2 separate regions of the Homo sapiens genome follow, and region 1 is linked to region 2. A link is a contact called in ENCODE Hi-C or POLR2A ChIA-PET data. All regions are on one chromosome and are shown on one strand. Each heading gives the region's core, a stretch centred on a gene start or an enhancer-like site at or near the end of the contact. The rest is flanking DNA. Distances are from core to core; before and after follow the strand shown. Region 1 has its middle 210 kb from the start of ZNF365. Region 2 overlaps RTKN2 (rhotekin 2).

Region 1 (3,667 bases), core at 1,088-3,587, 340 kb after region 2:
TCTCCTGTGGTTGCTCAGCTGGGAAGATGTCTCACCATTCATCTTGCCATCTCATGGGGATGGTCTGCCTGAAAATGAAACCAATCAGAGACTACAGAGCCAAGACTACAGAGCCAAGTGATTAGAGAGAACCCATAGTGAAGACCATGGATGAGCTCCTGGCCCAGATGCTGGGCCTTTTTTGCTTAAGTTAAGTTGAACTGGCTTCTGTCACTTGCCACTAGAGGAAACCTCACTGATAAAGAGTTAACTGTGTCATTTATTGAGCACTGCTTGTGTGCCAGGCACCAGAATAAGTATGTTAACAGACATAGTCTCATTTAATCCACACAACAGACCTGTATTTGCTGCAATTGTGCAGATGAGGAGACGGGGATTTGAAGAGGTTAAGTAATTCTGAGGCTATCCAGCTTGTACGGAACACTAGAGCCTCTGCACTGGTAATATTGATAAGGTTGAATTTAGCAACATGGGCTTGGGACATTAACTCAGAAATATTCAGGCTAGAGGGATGCCATTGGCTAGTCACTAGGGCCCTGAAAGCATCAATTTAGGCATCCTGGAGCATCCATCGTCTTTGTGGAGCTGGTTTTGGCAGAGCCGGCCATAGATGAAATCAAAGCCAGGCAGGATTTTGCTTATGTAGCCATGGGGCCAGTTAGATCCTGGAATTCTCCATGGGGAACAAGAGTGAGGACAGTCAGTTCCAAGACTTCTGTGAAAAGACAGTATGTATATCAGGCTACAAATAGTTCCTTCACTCCTGAGAGAATTAAGGGACCTCCTTAGGGTCTTGAGCTAAGCCCAAATTGAGTTAAATAACTGGCGAGAAGATGAGGCAGAGGTTCACCCTAGAGTCCATCCCAGCCAGCATTTGTGGCTTGCAATTGATTTGTCATGGTCTGGCCCAGGGCGAGGTGAGGTCATTGTTGTGAAGGTAAAAAATGATCCAAATGCATTCACCATGCCAGGCCTGGGCCTACTCGCCCTCATATCTATTCCTTGCCCTTCCTCTGCTCTGCCTTGCTGTGGGGCTGACCCCTGCAGGCTGCCTTCCCCAGGTTCCTGTGTGAGATGGCTTCTGCCTGGTGCAGTCAACAACAGGCACTGGTGAGGCATTGGCAGTGGGGAGTGAGGGTAAGTTTGGGTGTTTCTCCCTCTCATTCTCTGCCTCAAACTCATTCTCCAGCAACAGCTGGGTCTCCTCCATAGCTCCAGATTCCACAGATCAGACCCACCTTGGTTCCACCTCTGCCTCCTCACCCCAGCCTCAGTGCCTCTGGAAATGCTGCTTTCAACCTAGGAGCTATGGAGGGCCTCCTGCTGGTGCTCATCTCCGGGTCATTGGATTGTCCTTCCTTGGCATCTCAGCTCTTCTATCACCTCTGTAACTAATTTCTGTTGGAAATGCTTGTAGCATTTCTTGTTTTCTTGGTTTGCCAAAGGCTCAAAATGCAACCCCTTCTTGAGAGCAGCAACCCTACCTTTGAGCACGCTCCTGTAGTAGGTGCTTAAAAATAAGTAGGTTGCTTAGTTGGTTGATGGAACTTCTTGCCAGCCTAACCCATCCATTCGTATGTTCTGCTTTCACAGAACTGCTCAGTGGAATCAGAGATCCTGTTTTCAGCCTTCTTTTAGTGGGCTGGTCCTTTTGACTTCCTACTTACTCCTTTGCAGGCTGGTAGGAGCTGAGCAATAGGAGTCTTTCCTGAAAATCTTTCCATCTTCTCAGTAATCATATTAAGTATCTGATTTTGTGTAGGCTGGCCAGAGAAAACATACTTCCCTTTCCACTGAAGGCAAGGCATCTCATCATGACTCCTTGCTGCAATTGCTTTTTTTTTTTAATTTAAGAGACAAGTCTGATTTACACTGAAAATGGTGGTTGTGGTTTATGGACTTAGCATACTAATTCCCATTTAATGCAGCAAACTTCAGGGGTAGGTTTTCATCTGAATGGAGATGAGTCACCGTATTCTTCAACCATATATTGAAAAATACCCACCGTTAGTTAAAAAACATTTCTTTTAAGCCATTTCTTCAGAGTAAAGTCAACTTGAATTCCTTGTTTGTGTGCCTGAGAGGGTCAGGAAATTCATCTTTAGCCTCAGCCTTACACATCTGCCCACCCTAGCCTCCAGAACTCCACATTTCCTATCCAAATCTTTCTTGTTGGTTTATTTGAACATCCCTCAGGAAGGAACCCAGAAGGTTCCACTTGGGCATGTGGGGTCATCGGCGCAGCTGACTCGAGTTGGCTGAGCCAACAGTGCTACTTTGGTGGAGTGTTTTGTTGGCTGGATCATCTGCAACGGGGGTTGGCCAGCGCGGGAGAACTTGGGAGTGTCCACAGGAAGTGGATATTTCCTGACCAGCTCATCCCCTGCTGACTCTCCAGCATTTTCTTGTCTACAACTAAAACGTTTTGCCTTGTATGTTCCTGCCCAAGGCCTCTTGAGACAGTGGGTGGTTTTTTTTTCTTTTATTTTTCAACTTGTGCCAAATGTGTCAGGAGTTAAGTCCATAATGCATATATCTTGGCCCCACTCTTTTAGGAATGTGGCCTCTCTGTTTCTGACACATGCTGCTGCAGAGTAACCATATGTGTCTGAAAGCTCAACCCTTTAAACAATTTTGGCTTGGTGCTTCTGTAGAAATGACAGCCTCATTAAGAAGACAGTGATGAGATAGGCCTGATAAACTCTCCCCTTCCTGTGACCTAAATAAGAATACAAAGAGAGTGAGAGCCATCTAGATTGGATGTCCAAGAAGAGGAGTAAAAGGCAGCACCCTTTAGTCTCTTGCTTAGTACCCAGCACTGGTTTCCACTTCACTTCAGACTAGGCTGTCTAGATGGGGCCATGGGGCCACTACATCTGTCTAAAGAGGTTGTGCACTGCTCAGGAAGCACCATTCCCATGAACTCTGATGTTATACGGTGTGCAATCCACCCAACTGTGCATGGTGGCCTTGTTGTGAAAGTGAGACTTCCCTGGTTATCCTTGCTACATGTAGACCTAAAAGGTCTTCTCTCTCCAGCTTTCTCTTTGTGCAAACTTTTTCTTGACTTAAAAAAAGAGGGAGTGAGTCTTACCTCAGAAAGCTTTTATGAGACTGAATGAGCTGGCAAAAAAGGGACTTGTATTACTTGGGAAAAAAGTCTTCTCCAAAGACAATGTAGTATTATTTTTTAAAGTTGGCACTAACAAAATTACTCCCTGGGAATGAAAAATTTACCCATATGAGCTGAACTAACTTATTCCATGTGCTGGGATGACCACAGATATTAGCAAGGCCTAATGCGGCCTGGGGTCCCCAACAAAGAAGCTGACTTCAAATCAACCATGCTTTGGAAAGTTAGGGATTGTAAGTAGCCTTCAAATTATTATTACTACTTCTCTGTACTAATACAGTTCTTGAGTCAAGAATTGTAACATTCATTATTCTTTGAGTCATCCTCATCAGGAAAAAGAGGAAGCACTGGGGAAAATACTGTAGATTACAAGGGAAGATTGTCTTCAAGTTTCAGGTGGATTCAAAGAGAAGGGAAGGAGGAGCAGCTCAAAGAAAAGGAAACTCATGGAACCAGTGATGAAGCCAGAGATGGTTTTTCTGGGGAGGGGCAACCAGATTGGGCTTGAAGGGGGCAGGGTCTGAGAGCTTAGAA
Region 2 (3,385 bases), core at 869-3,368:
ACTGTGCTGGGCCTACAATCTATTATCTTCAAACAGTATTCAATTTATCTATTTATTTACTTTTTAAATTTTATTATTATTATACTTTAAGTTTTAGGGTACATGTGCACGACGTGCAGGTTTGTTACATATGTATACATGTGCCATGCTGGTATGCTGCACCCATTAACTCATCATTTAGCATTAGATATATCTCCTAATGCTATCCCTCCCCCCTCCCCCCACCCCACAACAGTCCCCAGTGTGTGATGTTCCCCTTCCTGTGTCCATGTGTTCTCATTGCTCAATTCCCACCTATGAATTTATTTTCAATAGTTTCATCTTTTATTCTTATTATTTTAGCTAGAACTTCTAAAATTGTTAAATTATATTGGCATAACAGACATTGTAATTTTGTTTTTGATTTTTATGAGAATGCTTTATTGTTTTGTAATTATGACTTGGCTGATATCCTGCCAAAAAGTCCACTTCTTCTTGCTTGACCACAGCTGCTGACTCATTTCATTTCACAACTGTACTTATTCACAGCTGTTCTTGCTCTGTTAGGATTAACAGAGCATTAACTATTTACACTATCATGGGAGGGACATGGATCCTGACTTCCTTTGCTGTACACCCACAACCTGTGGGTCAGCCTTCTTCTATCCCATGCCGAAGAGAGGAGGGTAGATATCAGCTCCACAAGAGGAGAAGCTGGATACCGATTTTCCAGGTAGTCTTGTGCTCTTCAGATAGCAATGGATTTGTAACCCATCAACTCTATTTCTGAATTCAGCTTCCAATGATAGAACTTCCTTCCAGATTCTTGCAAATGGCTCAGTTTCAGTTTACAGTACTCTAACTTTTGTCTTGTTTTATGTCTTCATTGCCATTTTAATGGTAAACTGGGAGAGTCATAATAAGACAGCTGACTTGATGCTATCAAGTCCCAGAAGTCTGTCTATCATTTTCAAAAGTGAAAACTAAGGTACTTGGTGAACTGATTTGGTTTATTCATTAAATTAGTAGTCGGTGACTAAGCTAATTACCACAATATAATTACGGTAAATACTACATTTACATATGGTAAATATTTGATGTTCAGCAGAAATAATAAATTTGTGATTTAGTTTCATAAAGACCTGGCCAGGGAGTGATGTAGCTGGAAACAGAAAACCCAGGTATTTTCTGGCTATCAATGTAATCTCAAAACATTATGACACTTTGTTGCAAATATTCATCTTTACCAAAACAAAGGTCACATTTTCATCCCAATATCAAGAAAAAATGGATTTATAAAGGTGAATTCATTTTTTATTTTGTTTTTACAAACACATACAAGATATAATTAAGTCTAGGCAAAGATGAAAAGACATTACGTAAGTATCCGATTTTCTCAGAGTTTCCGTTCCTTAATTTAAAATTATCTTTTGGAAAGAAGAAACACATGCAGAAATAAGTTCAATTTTTACACTTGAGTAATTGTGGGCAGGAAATAGTTTTTTATTTTATTTTAAATACTTTTACTTGAGCCTCCTTCTAAATGTACAGTTATTTCTAATATTATGAATTGCTACAATCAATAAACTGTTATGAAATGACAATAGATGTTGACTATCATGGCATTTGAGTGTTTAACAGCAACTTAACATATGTCATTTATATACTGAGTGACACTATATTAGAAGCAAGAAATGAAGGATATGTTTAGTTTTTATAAAATCTCAAAGATCTATAGTAATTTATTCACAAAAAATTTATTGCACATAATGAACAATACCACATAAAAATACATGTTTGATAGCAAAAGAATACAAGGATAAAACATGTTTTGTTTTGTATTATAAAGATAAAAACAAATATAAATAACTATAAAACAAGCAACAAATTTTTACATATTCCAGTTATTTTCTGAAGAATATTTTGCTTAGCTGAATGCAATTCTTCAGATTTTGGCCATTTACGTACTTTGTAAAATGTAGGTCTACCGTCCTGTGTGATAATTTTGTTTATCCAGAAAAATATTACTAGAAACAGTTCCTTAGGTGACAGTACCTCAAATGTAGCAGCAGGCTCTCTAGTACAAGACTTTTAGCCAATAACCTAGTGATTACTTAAGGACCAATGGAGGTATATACTATTGTTTCAAAAATGTACTGATAAGAAAATATTTGTAAAAGTGCATTATCTGACTAGTGTACACACGAGTCAGCCATGTATTCATTTCAATCTGTGGCATCTCCAAGCCATTGTCTTTAGCTTCCTGAACACTTTGGAGAAACTGAGACTGCACAGCATAAGTGCCATCTAGTGGTGAAGGGTCTCCTAACTGCATTAGGAATTGAGAGAAAGGAAACATCCTTTCTAGTTGGAACGGTAACAGAGATTATATTATATATAGATAAACAAACAGATATTTAAGAGAATGTAGTTATTTCACAAGCTAATTGGGTGTCAGAAGCATGGGTTATGTTGCCAGGACAAGGAGAGAAATGTCTGCTAAAGGCGACAGCTTATGTTTAGGAGTAATAGAAGATATGACTAGAAAAAAAATTGGGTCAAAATGGAAGACTGGAGAAAAATGTTTGGTCTTTACACTACAGGCAATGAAGAGCAGCCATCCATCCAAGAGTCACTGAGCAATTACTATGAGCCAAGCACCATGCTAGCTTCTGGGTGTAAAGTGATGACCAAAATAAACATGGTACCAAAACCTCATGGAACTTCTGACCTAGACAAAACATTAAAAACATTATTATAGCTTCTGAGCAGGAAAGGAACAGAGTCAAAAGACTTGGGTTTGGCCTAGCTCAGTCACTTAGCCTCTGAGTCTGTAGAAAATAACAATTACTCTACCTATTTTACAAGACTGCACTAGGGAGAAAACTGTAGAGTATGTAACATATGAAACAGTTTTCTTAAACTCTAAAGTTCTATATCAATGTAGCATATAATGCTAAAAACAGTGTTTTAGAACAAATATTCTGATAGAGGTATGAAAAACAAAATGAAGAGAATGGAGACAGGGCATAAAACAAAATCCACCATGTAGTTACGTTATAGAATTTATTCAGCAATATAAAAGATTCATTTATAGCATACCTGATATGGCAATCTTTCCTTTACATGCTGTTCGTTCTTTACTTTCAAATTTCACATCACTGTCAAAACAAAAAAACTTATGGAAAAAAGATCTTTTCTAATAAGCAATTATTTTAACAGTGTTTCACAAATGTCAAAATATTAAAAGCAAATGCATATCCGTGAATAATAATGACTTCCAGTTAATGTAAACTATTTGACTCAAACTTTAAGATGTTTAGTCAAGTTAGCAAGTTAAAAGAAATATCTGGAGCCACTCCCGATTTTTCATATAAACTTTATATTCCTTGATGACTGTATACTG

Evidence for each region. A loop is a pair of places that touch in the nucleus more often than their neighbours do. ChIA-PET counts read pairs that join two places held with the same protein, here RNA polymerase II (POLR2A). Pooled maps may share reads with other maps.
Region 1: a loop to region 2 is called in a map of chondrocyte, with 3 times the contacts of the local background. The contact joins two enhancer-like sites. A Hi-C loop is called at or near these places in 3 of 168 maps with a recorded cell type or tissue (MCF 10A, PC-3 and chondrocyte) and 3 of 50 pooled maps. POLR2A ChIA-PET finds 5 or more read pairs at or near these places in 1 of 52 experiments (MCF 10A).

The regions. Positions count from the first base shown.
Region 1 is chr10:62,580,619-62,584,285 of GRCh38, forward strand. No RefSeq gene overlaps it. Among named protein-coding and RNA genes, the nearest start is that of ZNF365, 210 kb to the left of the region's middle. Within about 2 kb of position 2,338, at least 13 of the 41 ENCODE cell types and tissues checked have a DNase peak (open chromatin) inside an H3K27ac peak, as active enhancers do.
Region 2 is chr10:62,242,918-62,246,302 of GRCh38, forward strand. It overlaps RTKN2 (rhotekin 2), which reads right to left. Exons shown (of 12, transcript NM_145307.4): 3 at 3,082-3,140. Among named protein-coding and RNA genes, the nearest start is that of LINC02621, 15 kb to the right of the region's middle. Within about 2 kb of position 2,119, at least 7 of the 41 ENCODE cell types and tissues checked have a DNase peak (open chromatin) inside an H3K27ac peak, as active enhancers do.